Linked DNA regions of Mus musculus: all the other regions are linked to region 3. Evidence: chromatin contacts called from ENCODE Hi-C or POLR2A ChIA-PET data. All regions are on one chromosome and are shown on one strand. The core of a region is the stretch at or near the end of the contact, and the rest is flanking DNA. Distances in the headings are between cores, read along the strand shown.

What was found. A loop is a pair of places that touch in the nucleus more often than their neighbours do. ChIA-PET counts read pairs that join two places held with the same protein, here RNA polymerase II (POLR2A).
Region 1: a map of T-helper 17 cell shows a loop between it and region 3 (2.1-fold over the local background). The contact joins two enhancer-like sites. A Hi-C loop is called at or near these places in 1 of 37 maps with a recorded cell type or tissue (T-helper 17 cell). POLR2A ChIA-PET finds 5 or more read pairs at or near these places in 3 of 5 experiments (all embryonic stem cell).
Region 2: a loop to region 3 is called in a map of T-helper 17 cell, with 2.2 times the contacts of the local background. The contact joins two enhancer-like sites. A Hi-C loop is called at or near these places in 5 of 37 maps with a recorded cell type or tissue (CH12.LX, T-helper 17 cell, T-helper 2 cell and 2 more). POLR2A ChIA-PET finds 5 or more read pairs at or near these places in 3 of 5 experiments (Patski and embryonic stem cell).

The regions. Positions count from the first base shown.
Region 1 is chr4:141,511,778-141,515,540 of GRCm38, forward strand. The region is part of intron 3 of Spen (spen family transcription repressor); the gene reads right to left. Among named protein-coding and RNA genes, the nearest start is that of Gm4123, 22 kb to the right of the region's middle. Within about 2 kb of position 2,499, at least 1 of the 3 ENCODE cell types and tissues checked has a DNase peak (open chromatin) inside an H3K27ac peak, as active enhancers do.
Region 2 is chr4:141,405,045-141,408,917 of GRCm38, forward strand. It overlaps Clcnkb (chloride channel, voltage-sensitive Kb), which reads right to left. Exons shown (of 20, transcript NM_019701.2): 13 at 3,532-3,601; 14 at 3,262-3,372; 15 at 2,760-2,973; 16 at 2,045-2,178; 17 at 228-316; 18 at 8-91. Among named protein-coding and RNA genes, the nearest start is that of Gm34693, 6.3 kb to the left of the region's middle. Within about 2 kb of position 1,992, at least 1 of the 3 ENCODE cell types and tissues checked has a DNase peak (open chromatin) inside an H3K27ac peak, as active enhancers do.
Region 3 is chr4:141,457,004-141,460,826 of GRCm38, forward strand. The region is part of intron 2 of Zbtb17 (zinc finger and BTB domain containing 17); the gene reads left to right. Among named protein-coding and RNA genes, the nearest start is that of Gm42337, 10 kb to the left of the region's middle. Within about 2 kb of position 1,373, at least 1 of the 3 ENCODE cell types and tissues checked has a DNase peak (open chromatin) inside an H3K27ac peak, as active enhancers do.

The DNA.
Region 1 (3,763 bases), core at 1,249-3,748, 56 kb after region 3:
CTATGTACTTTGCTGGCATGGAACTCACTCTGCAAATGAAGCTGGCCTCGAACTCACACAGATCTGCCCGCTTCCACCTCCCTAGTGCTTGGATTAAAAGGACGCGCGTCTTCGGTTTGTTTTACAGCAGGTTATACGTCCCAAACTGACCCCAAAACTCACTCTGTAGCTGAGAACGCCCTTGAGCTTCTGATCCTCCTGTTTCAATGATAAGTGTATTTACCACGCCTGACTTAAAAGAGCTATTTCTTCTCAAAAAGAAGTTTAGCTGTATAAATTTGTTAACATTTCAAAATATTACTTTTATGTTCTTTAATTAGAGGGAAAAAAAAAACATCCTATAAAGGAACACAGGGGCTGAGCGTGGTAGCGCACGCCTTTAATCCCAGCACTCAGGAGGCAGAGGTAGGCGATTTCTGAGTTTGAGGCCAGCTTGGTCTACAGAGTGAGTTCCAGGACAGCCAGGGCGATAGAGAGGAACCCTGTGTCCAAAAAAAAAAAAAAAAAAAAAGGAACACAGGGCTAAGAGACCATTCTCAGTACAAGACGACCTAACTTCCTTTATGACCACATGACCAAAGGTCCCATCCATCACTCTCCACTGCTTCTGCTTCCTCCTGCCTGGTAACTAAGACCCCCATCTAAGCTTTCCAGCTGGTTCTGAGCTGTCTCTGAGAAAAGCACAGAGCCCATGGTGCTGCTCTCAGTGGAGAGCCCTGGACTGCCAGGCCATCGCTGGCTTGATCTCTTCCATGAGTTGTCACCCTGGCTCTCAGCACACTGTTGCCCACCCATCCCCAGGCAGGCACCCTCTGGCACAGCCAGCTTTCCTTCTCCAAGGACCTAACTAGCCACTGCAATCCTGTTCTGAGCTTACAGGTTTTGATGGGGCTGGTTTGGCTGGCTGGTTGGTTTTACAGCAGAGCAGGGTGGTAAAGAATTGTGGGTTTGTGGGTCTTTTTGTTGTTGGTGGTGGTGGTTTGTGGGTCTTGTTGTTGTTGTTGCTGCTGCTGCTGCTGTGTGTTGCAGAACAAACCTTATGCATGTTAGGCAAGCACTCTATCATGTGAGCAAGCCCAACAGTTGCTTTCTCAAAGTACACATCCCATGAGCTACCTCTCCTCTAAGCCCTTATGTGTGCATCTCTGCATAAAGAACCAAGCCCTGGGGTGGGGGCTGGAGAGGTGGCTCCGTGACTAACAGCACTTGCTGCTTTCTTTAAAATTGCATGTATATGAGTCCACTGTAGCTGGACAAATGCTCTTGAGCCTTCAAGTGGTTGTTGGGATTTGAATTTTTGGGACCTCTGCTCACTCCGACCCTAAGATTTATTTATTATGATACATAAGTACACTATAGCTGTCTTCAGACGTGCCAGAAGAGGGCATCAGATCTCATTATGGGTGGTTGTGAGCCACCGTGTGGTTGCTGGGATTTGAACTCAGGATCTTCAGATGAGCAGTCAGTGCTCTTACCCACTGAGCCATCTTGCCAGCCCCCACTTGCTGCTCTTGCAGAGGACCTGACTTCCGTTCTGAGCACCCACACAGTGACTTATACTGCCCATAACTCCGGTTCCAGGATACACAACGCTATCTTCTGATCTCTGTAGAAACTGGGCATACATCACACACACACACATATATACATATACATATACATATACATATACATATACATATACATATACATATACATATATATATGCTGGCAAAACACTAATACACATAAAAAAAGTAAACCTAAAAAAATTATATTTTAAAGAATAAAATCCTAAACTATTAGCATGTTTACCCAGGCATGGTAGCACACACCTTTAATGCCAACACTCAGGTTACAGAGGCTGGTGACTGAATTTGAGGCCAGCCTGGTCTCCACAGTGAGGTTTCAGGTCAGTCAGCGCTACAAAGAAAAACCTTGTCACACACAAAAATTATCTAAATTATCTGCTGGTCTCAAAACATTCAGATCATTGCTTTGCTCACAAAAGTGCTAAATTCAAACGCCTCTCCTCATGTTCTCCAGACTCCAGCCTGACCAACGCCCTCTCCTAGCTCTCGAGGTTCTCCCATCATTCCAGACATGGATACCGAGCACTTATCACAAAGCAGCTGTCACACTGCTAATAATAGAAAGAAATCAATAAGCTAATATGCTAGGCTCAGGTAATGAACTAAAAGCAAAATATGGCTGAAATATTATACCAGGCCCAGCTGAAATAAACCAGGTCCAGCTGAAATATACCAGGTCCAGAAAATACCGCTGCTGGGAAGGGAATTGTGACCACAGTCAATCTTATGTTCCCTCTGTGTGTACACGCGCACACACGCGTATAGTTAAAGTATGTACATATTTGTAAATACACACACACATTTCCTTATTACTATACATGAAAGGAAACCAGTAGGCCAAGAAATGTATTAGAATCTCTTCAAAGGGGTTAAATAAACAAGCTGAAGACCGGACTCAGTTGGCAGCCGGCCTGCCTTGCACGCACAGAGTCCAGGCTCAACCTGAAGAACCACACAAACCAGGCATGGCACCACACACTTATAATGTCAACATCCCCACCCCATGGAGTGCTGTCCTCTGGTAGCAGGCTCCAATCCCCGCCTCCCTGTTATCGTGCGCCTTACCAGAACAAATCAGAGCCGTGCAAAGAGCAAAGAACACAAAAGTTCTCCATTTCAAACACAAAACACCGTGAGTCAGCTGGTCAGAAGTGACCTTCTGACCCTCCTGCTCCCGTCCCGTCAACAGGATATCGTGGACAAGGTCACCTGACACAGTTACCTCGGCATCTCCCTGCTCACCCACTTTCTCCCTGAGACTTGGTCCCTGGGTCCTTTCCAGGTACACCCTGCCCTCCTCCATGTTCAGACTGTCAGAACACAGATCTGAGAATCTATGTGCAAAGATCAGCTCCTCGAGCATCTCAGATCACACGTGCATTTACGCTTTGCTTCTCGGCCAGACTGGGTCCATTGCCTTCAGTATAAGTTAGCACAGGGCCTGACTTTATGGACTTTCCTGATAACAACATCAACATCCACACCACACACACACTTCCAGTCGAGCTCTGATCCCTGAAATGCTAAGGGGTTCCTTTAATGGCCAAGTTCTAGAGAAATGAGAAAAGGAGAAAGTGAAACAAAGCAAGATTTTATAATCTGTTCATAGGATTCAAATGAACTTCACCCATTCTTCATCCAGCTAACATGCCAGTCCGACTTCTTCGGCTTCCTAAATTAAGTACCAACTCATTACATGGCAATTTCCTAATAGTGAGAGCATAGGTAAATTAAGAAGATGAAGCTAGGGGCTGGAGAGATGGCTCAGTGGGTAAGAGCACTGACTGCTCTTCCAGAGGACCTAAGTTCAATTCCCAGCAACCACACGGTGGCTCAAAACCATCAGTAATGGGATCCGATGCCCTCTTCTGTATTGCAGGCATAAATGCAAATAGAGTACTCAGAGAGATAAATAAATGAATACTTAAAAAAATAGATGAGGCCAGGCAGTGGTGGCACACACCTTTACTCCCAGCACTTGGGAGGCAGAGGCAGGCGGATTTCTGAGTTTGAGACCAGCCTGGTCTACAGAGTTGAGTTCTAGGACAGGAGGGCTACACAAAGAAGCCCTGTCTCGAAAAACCAAAACCAAAAAAAAAAAAATGAGGCTACAAGTCTCCATTTGACTAGTCTGAATTCGGCAGTTTAGGAAACCTAAGAGTTATTGAATTGCATGGCCATTTGCTTCTCTT
Region 2 (3,873 bases), core at 742-3,241, 51 kb before region 3:
TCTTTACCTCATGCAAGGAGGTCTCCAGGGACAGCTGCAGTGTCACTGGCTGGGTGGGGCAGCCATTAGCCAAGATATCCTGGAGACAGGGCTGGGGGTAGGGCAAAGGACAATTGGGACCTGGGCCAGCCACCAGCTTCTAGACCTTGGTCTCTGAACTCCTCTAGGTCAGCTTCACAGCCCAGCTCACCAACTCCATCCTGTCCCCCTCTGGCAGGAGGACCCACCTGCTGGCCTGGAGCCCAGGAAGCTGGCTCAGTCTGGAGGGCTTGCACCAAGTGGGTCCTTTTTACAACGCCCACCAGGGTCTGAGACTCTAACATTCAAAGAGAGAGGGACGCATTATGAACATAGATCATTATAAATGTAAGTCATATTCACTGAGCACCTACTATGTGCCAAGAACATGCTAGGCGCTCTGGTGTCTGAGGAAACTACACTACTTGTGTGTGATCTGTTAGAATTCTTACCACCCAGCTTACAGAAGAGGAAACTGGTTATCTGGTGGGTTAATTGTTACTCTATACCATTCAGCTTCCATAATGACATGCCAGCTGAGTGCAGCTGGGTAAGGCAGCCAGTGGGCCAGCAGATATTCTAAGACACCCTACCCCCAACCCCACCACATTTTAAGAGGTGGAAGCTATGGACATTAGCCTCTTGACATATCGGTGTCACAGCTGGGCTGTCCTTCTTCTCTGTTTCCCTTGCAGTTGTTTAAAATCTGAGTCAGGTCAATGGAAAAATGATCCCAGAGGTACACTCCAATCTGAGATCCTACTGTGTGCCGGGGCTAGCGTGGATACAGGGAATAGCCTGGATGCATGGAGGGAGTTTCCGGGCATCTTGAGAGTCGTAGGCATTCTTCCCATTCTTCACTAAGGATCCAGCTTGATATTCTCTTTCTCCATTAAATAAAACCCCAGGGACTAGGCATGGCTATCACTCAGTAGCGGAGGGCTTGCTTAGCATGTGCTGGCCCTGAATTCAGTCCTTGCCACCACAGACACACTTGGTAACCAAATGCTACAATAGAAGTGTCCCTCCCTCCTTTAATAAACCAGTGGTTTGTTTCTAGGGTAGGCTGTGGAATCTAGTCAGGGAGATGTGCGGAGTCCAAAGCCATTCTTGGTTCTAGGAGGTGAAGCCTCTTGGAAGGGCCATCGCTATGTAAAATAAGTAGAAAATGTGTTTGCTGTGATCTCTCCCATTGGTGAGAGCGAAGTCCCTGACGTTTGGGTGGCAACCTATGATGGCCCTTCCTACTTTCCACACAAGGACACTGCCGGTCATAGAGCCCAAGAGAACCACAAGGTTCTTTCCCTCATAGGTGAGTTTATTCTGCTCGCTGTGGGGCATATGGGTGACCTTGGTTGTTCATGTTGCTCACGGCTCAAGTGGTCTGCCCAAGGGCAAATGGGTCACAGGCCCCAACAGTGCTACCCTGACTGAGTGTGCACCCTGCCTTGTTGGCACAGAGGGGACACACGGATGGACAGGTGCTCCGGGAGCTTCAGGTAGCTCCTCCCCTACCTGGGCTATCTCCCTCCCATAAGGACCACGCTCTGTGAACTGGAGAGGGGCGCTCGTTAGTCTCTCTCTGAGACTTAGCACCATCCTTCTGCCTTTAAAAGGATGAGCTCATCTTGGCAAATGGAACAGCGGGGGGGGGGGGCGGGGGAGGAACACTCAGGAATGTGAAGAGTCAGCCCATGAGGCTTGGGTCCAGGAATCCAAAGAGCCAGTCCCAGGCAGTCTTACAAGCACCTCTCATCTTTTTCATTAAGCACATCACCCCTACTTTCTACTTTCTCCAGAAGTGGCTATTGGGTCCATTTTCTCCACGAAGAAACTGGAGCTCAGAGAAATTAGGAGACTTGCCCTGGGTCACACAGCTACCAAGTTGCAGAGTCTCGATTAAGGGACAGATCTAACACCCTGCTTGCCCTTGCTGCCCTGACACGCGGGGCCCTTAAAGGGAAGCAGGGGGAAGCCCAAAGCCTCCTCCCAGACAGCCACTTTCTCCTCAATGGCTGTGGAATACCTGTAGTCTCCACCAGGGGGTACTGGGTCACATCTGTGGAGATCACGACTTGGATCACTTGCTCCAGGGGCATGTCCTTGGCCAGTGTAGTGAGGGCGCAGTTCATGAAGTGACCCACAGTTACAGAGTGGGAACTGTGGGCAGAGGGAGACATCAGTCAGGCCTGGAAATGGGATGATACCGGCCTGGGGCAAGACAGGGTCATCCCAAGGAGCCTTGCTGGGAGAAGACCTGTGAGTCCCAAGGATGGGTTTGGTTCAGAGGAACCCATAGGTTCTAAAAAAAGAAGCGATGGGAACCACAGCTATCTAAAGACTGGGAAACTGAGGATTGTTTGGAGCTGGACCTTGTGTTCAGTGACACTTGGAGCCTTTGAGATGTGCCACTTTGGGACCAAAGATACTAGGGTACAATCCGATCAAGGTGGGGTCTCTGAGCCCATTTGTGGGACAGCTACCAGGAAGCCATCAGAGAAGGGGAGGGAAAGAGAGGGGCCCCTCCTGTCTGTTGCTCATTTCCTATCAGCCTTGCCTGACAGAGACTTAGCTTCTTCATCTAGCTCATGGGCTGGGGGATGTTGTGGGGACCAGAGGGCGGGTGTGTATCAGCCCTATCATCCTACAGTTCAAGGTCAGCTGTGATGGGCTTTTCCAGGAGTCCCTCCACCCCCAACCACCCTGGGCATCATCACACCATCAGCCAGCCCGAGGCTCACCCAATCTGTCGGCCACGGATCCACGGCAGGTACGGCAGTTTCTTGACAATGATGGTGCCATCGTAGAAAGAGGGCTGGAAGCTCTGAGAGATGGCGTTGGCCGCCAGCACAGCCATCAGCACAGGCAGTGCGTGAACGAGCTGGCCCGTTACCTCAAAGGCCAGCAGTGCCGTGGAGAGGGTGTGGGTCACCGCCCCTGAGAAGGCAGCAGCACCTGCAGGGACACAGCCAAGGTGGGGGGGGGGTGTCCCAGGCCAGGAGCCAGGCTCCCCCAGAGGGCAAGGTAGGCACAGTGCGACCGTGGTTAGGCTCAGCAGTGCACAAAGAGCACACACCACAACTGTTGGAAGGTTCTAGCCTTGCCGAGAGGAAAGAGTGCAGAGCACGTGGGGGATGGGAAGGAAAACGAAGAGAAAGCGGGCTTGGGGGTGGTAGGGCTCAGGGAATAGACGGGGCCTACTGAGGAGGGGGGGACCCACCTGCTGGCCCCAGATACACTCACCTGCCAGAGCATAGGCCCCGGGCATGATGGGATTGACCCTGCCTCCAGCCACAATGCCCTCTGGGAAGGCGACAGATAGAACCTCCCCAAAGAGGCGCCCAATGACAGCTCCTGCCACAGATTTAGGATGAATGAAGCAACCAGGCTGACCTGACCCCTCAGGCCCTCATCCCGACCCCATCCCCGGTACCACTTTGGGAGGGAGATGATACCGGAAGTCATGTCCTATGCCCCCCAAACCCTCTCAGACATCCAGGACTCCAGTCTTACCATAGATAAAGATGGGCAAGAAGTATCCAGCAGGGATGGGGATGGTGGTTGCCAAAATCAGCATCCAGAACTATGGGGGGGGTGCCCACACAGCAAGAGTTAGAAGCAACACAGGAGGACATGGGCAGGGGGCGGGGGAGGTTCCTAGAGAAAAGGGTGCCCAGGCTGGAGCCCACGGCAGCATTTGCCTCTAGAGATGAAGGAACCAAGCTGTAATAAAGCACCTACTGTGCGCAAGCACATTCCAGGTTTGTCACTCTCTTCTCTCTCAGCCTGCTCTTTAAGATCAACTATCCCATCTCAAAGAATGTAGGAAGGGGCAGGGTAACTGCTTTTGCACTG
Region 3 (3,823 bases), core at 123-2,622:
CGTTAAGGATGGTTGTAAGCCACCATGTGGTTGCTGGGATTTGAACTCTGGACCTTCGGAAGAGCAGTCGGGTGCTCTTACCCACTGAGCCATCTCACCAGCCCGCTATTTTTTTTTTTAAAGATGATTTATTTATTTATTTCATGTATGTGAGTGCACTGTCACTATCTCAGACACATCGGAAGAGGGCATCAGATCCCATTACAGATGGTTGTGAGCCACCATGTGGTTGCTGGGAATTGAACTCAGGACCTCTTGAAGAACAGTCAATGCTCTCAACCGCCGAGCCATCTCTCCAGTCCCTGAGCCGCTATTTTATGTATATGAGTACACTGTAGCTGTACTGATAGTTGTGAGCCATCTTGTGGTTGCTGGGAATTGAATTCAGGACCTCTGCTTGCTCGGGCCCAAAGATCTATTTATTATTCTATGTAAGTACACTGTAGCTGTCTTCAGACACACCAGAAGAGGGCGTCAGATCTCATTACCATGTGGTTGCTGGGATTTGAACTCAGGACCTTTGGAAGAACAGTCAGTGCTCTTAACCACTGAGCCATCTCTCCAGCCCGGAATTTGCTTTTTTTTGTTTTTTGTTTTTTTGTTTTTTCGAGACAGGGTTTCTCTGTATATCCCTGGCTGTCCTGGAACTCAGTTTGTAGATAGACCAGGCTGGCCTCGAACTCAGAAATCCGCCTGCCTCTGCCTCCCGAGTGCTGGGATTAAAGGCGTGTGCCACCACGCCAGGCCGGAATTTGCTTTTTATAATTACAGAAAACACTACGGATTCAGGACTGGTAAACTTCATTCGGTCAGGGTAGCACTGTCAGTAGAGGGTGATGTGTTGGGAGGTGGAGTTCCAAGCCGGCCTGGAAGTTTCTATAAAGCTCCGTGTGCTTAGACGAGGAGACTGGGGTCCGGCACTTAGAGCCCTGGGTTTGATCCTAGCACTGTCTCCCCTCATTCACTGAAGAAGGGTTATCTTTCTAGATGGATTGTGTGTGTGTGTGTGTGTGTGTGTGTGTGTGTGTGTGTGTACACATACATCTGTATATCGAGAAAACCTGCTAAAAATGGGAGAAACTGTCTCAATACAAGGTGAGCATTTGCTGGACACTGTGGAGCACTGTGGTAGCAGGCGGATTGCTGATAGTTATTCTCTGCCAGGTTATACATGCAGAGACAGGTTGGTAGTGGGGCTGGGTGCATAGCTTTCAACCTCCCAAGGAGGCCTTTGTGAACTTCTGCTTCCTTGGTCTGAGTGTACTTATATCTGTTGAGCCACTTGTCCTTCTGGATGATCAGGAAAGGTGAGCTGCACATGGTAGTGACCTCTCTGTGTGGAAGCTGGAACTGGCCAGTCTGTGGGGAGCCAGCGAGGCTCAGTGTGTGACTGAGGGAGATTGCTTTCTGTCCAGGGGTGTGGCGCCACCCCTCACGCTAGACCGGGCCTGCCAGTGACTTGGATCAGGTTTCAGGGTTTGACAGGCAGGCCGTGTGACTTTGGGAGGGAGCTCTGTATCCCCTAACCTGGTGCTTCAGCCAGACAGTTGGCCTCATGGACCAGTGTGGCCTCAGGTTTTAACCGTGCAGTCAGTCTGTGTAAAGTGCCTGTCAGCAGAGACCGTTTACCCCTCCTCAATCGGTGCTCTGTTTAGCATGCTCTCCCTTTGTCTCACCACTGCTGGAATTGTGTTACAGGCATTTTCCAGATTGTGTTTAAAAGGGGTGATGGGTTATGATTGGTGGGTCTAGTCACCCAGAGTGCTCAAGTAAACAGATGTAGGGACCATGCGATACAGGGACTAAAAAAGAGTAACTTAGAATGTCTCTCTGCTTCCTGCTAACAGATGGCTGCTGGGCACTAAGGGCGGACCCCCCACCCCCATTTGAGTTTGTGTAATTAACCTTGTAAAGAATTTGAGCCCCTGCTCCGCTGGGGACACTCTGGCCCCTTGGCAGCCAGGAGGAGAGCCTGGATTCAGGTCTGGAGAAATTCTCTCTACTCTTTGCATCTCTGAGGCAGCAACATGAAAGCTGGTGCCCAGAGTGGCTGTGGCTGTGGCTGTGGCTGTGGCTGTGTGCTTAGTGTGCAGGTGAGCAGGGTGTGGTGTTCTGGCTCTGTGAGCAGTCAGGCTGCACAACTCAATAAATACTACTTCTTCATTGTTGCAGGAACTTGTTGAGTTGAGCAGAGTGGATCTGAGCTCCAGAATATGAACTGAGGAGTGCGCTCATATCTCCAGCCTCCAGGGGCCACGGCTTGTGTCCCTTTGTCAGGCTAATAGCCCCACTGTAGCTCACTCCCCTGCCCCAGGACCTTAGGGAACTGAGCCACTGACCTTGTGTGGTTGGTACTTGGGCTTTCCTTTTTGTTTGTTTTATTTAAAAACTGTGAACTTGCTGGGTGTAATGGTAAATACCTTTAACCTAGCACTTGGGAGGCAAAGGCAGGCAGGCAGGCAGGCAGGCAGATCTCTGAGCTCTAAGCTAGTCCCGGTTATACAGTGAGACCCTGTCTCAAAAAACAAACAAACAAATAAACAAACAAAAAACCCCAAAACCAACTTCAGATGCGCCACTGATGGAGTCCCATGGGGCCCGGGGAGCAGCAGCCACACAGGATCTCACAGGATCTCATGGGGTTCTCAGAAGTGGATTATTCTGGCGATTCACTTACTGAGTCAGGTGCTCTGCTACACAGTGAGGGCTGTAGAACACAAGGAAACAATGATGACAGGGTCATGGTGGGCCTGGCACTATGTGAGCACCCTGGACAAAGGAAGGAGGCCAGGGCTCCACCAAGACCGCTGGTTTCCACCAAGACCACCTGGTTCCACGTCTGCACTCGTCAGTCACTCAGGATCTAGCAAACGAAACGTGGCATGTCAGCTCCCCGTCTGCACTCAGGTGGCTCACTGGCTGTGGAGATGGGGACTAGGACTCCAGACTAACCGCAACTTCCCAACCTCAGAAGACTAGGAGCACTCTGGCATGGGGTGTCCACACCTGCTTTGTGCCTGGGTGTGTGCACCCTTCATCTCCTGGGCACCCCAGAAAGGCACTTACCCCCAGGCCTGGGCGTGTGTCTTAGTATCTTACACTCTGAGCAGCAACTCTTGAGATTCTCCCTGTCATCCCTTCAGGTCACCAGTGAAATGGCGCTCTTTCTGGATTGAGGACTTAGAGCAGTGGTTCACAACCACTCATGGCCTAGTGACTCTTACACAGGGGTCGCCTAAGACAATTAGAAAACAGATATTTGCATTAGGAGACATAACCCAAGAAGATTATAGTTATGAAGACGTAGTGATGAACATGATGTTATAGTGGGGTTAGCACGACACGAGCTGTATCACAGAGCTGCAGCATCAGGAAGGTGGTGAACCCTTTTAGCTTAGCGAAGGTGCCCAATGGCTTTGCTGTGGGTGTCCTGTGCCTCTCTTGCTTCAGGCTGCCTTCTAGCTATGGACGTTGGTATTGCTAGGTCCAAAAGCAGTGTCCCTGCTTGGGCCAGGGAGAACATGGCCAGGTCTTCAGTTTGAACTTGCAGTTGGCCTGATACCACTGCCACACTCCCCGTTAGATACTTCCTCTTAGACCAGCACGTACATATTTTCTTGTTTGAGACAGTGACTCTGGCTGGCTCGGAACTCCTCATCCTCCTGCATCAGCGTCCTCTTCCTGAGATTGCAGGCACACACTCAGAAGTTTCCAGAATCCACAGGGCAGTAACTGTGCCTGTGCAGGTGTGAGGGGCATGGCCTGTGTTGGCTCTCCTCAGATGGCCATTGCTGCTCCAGGCTGTAGGCCAGTGACAGCCTGG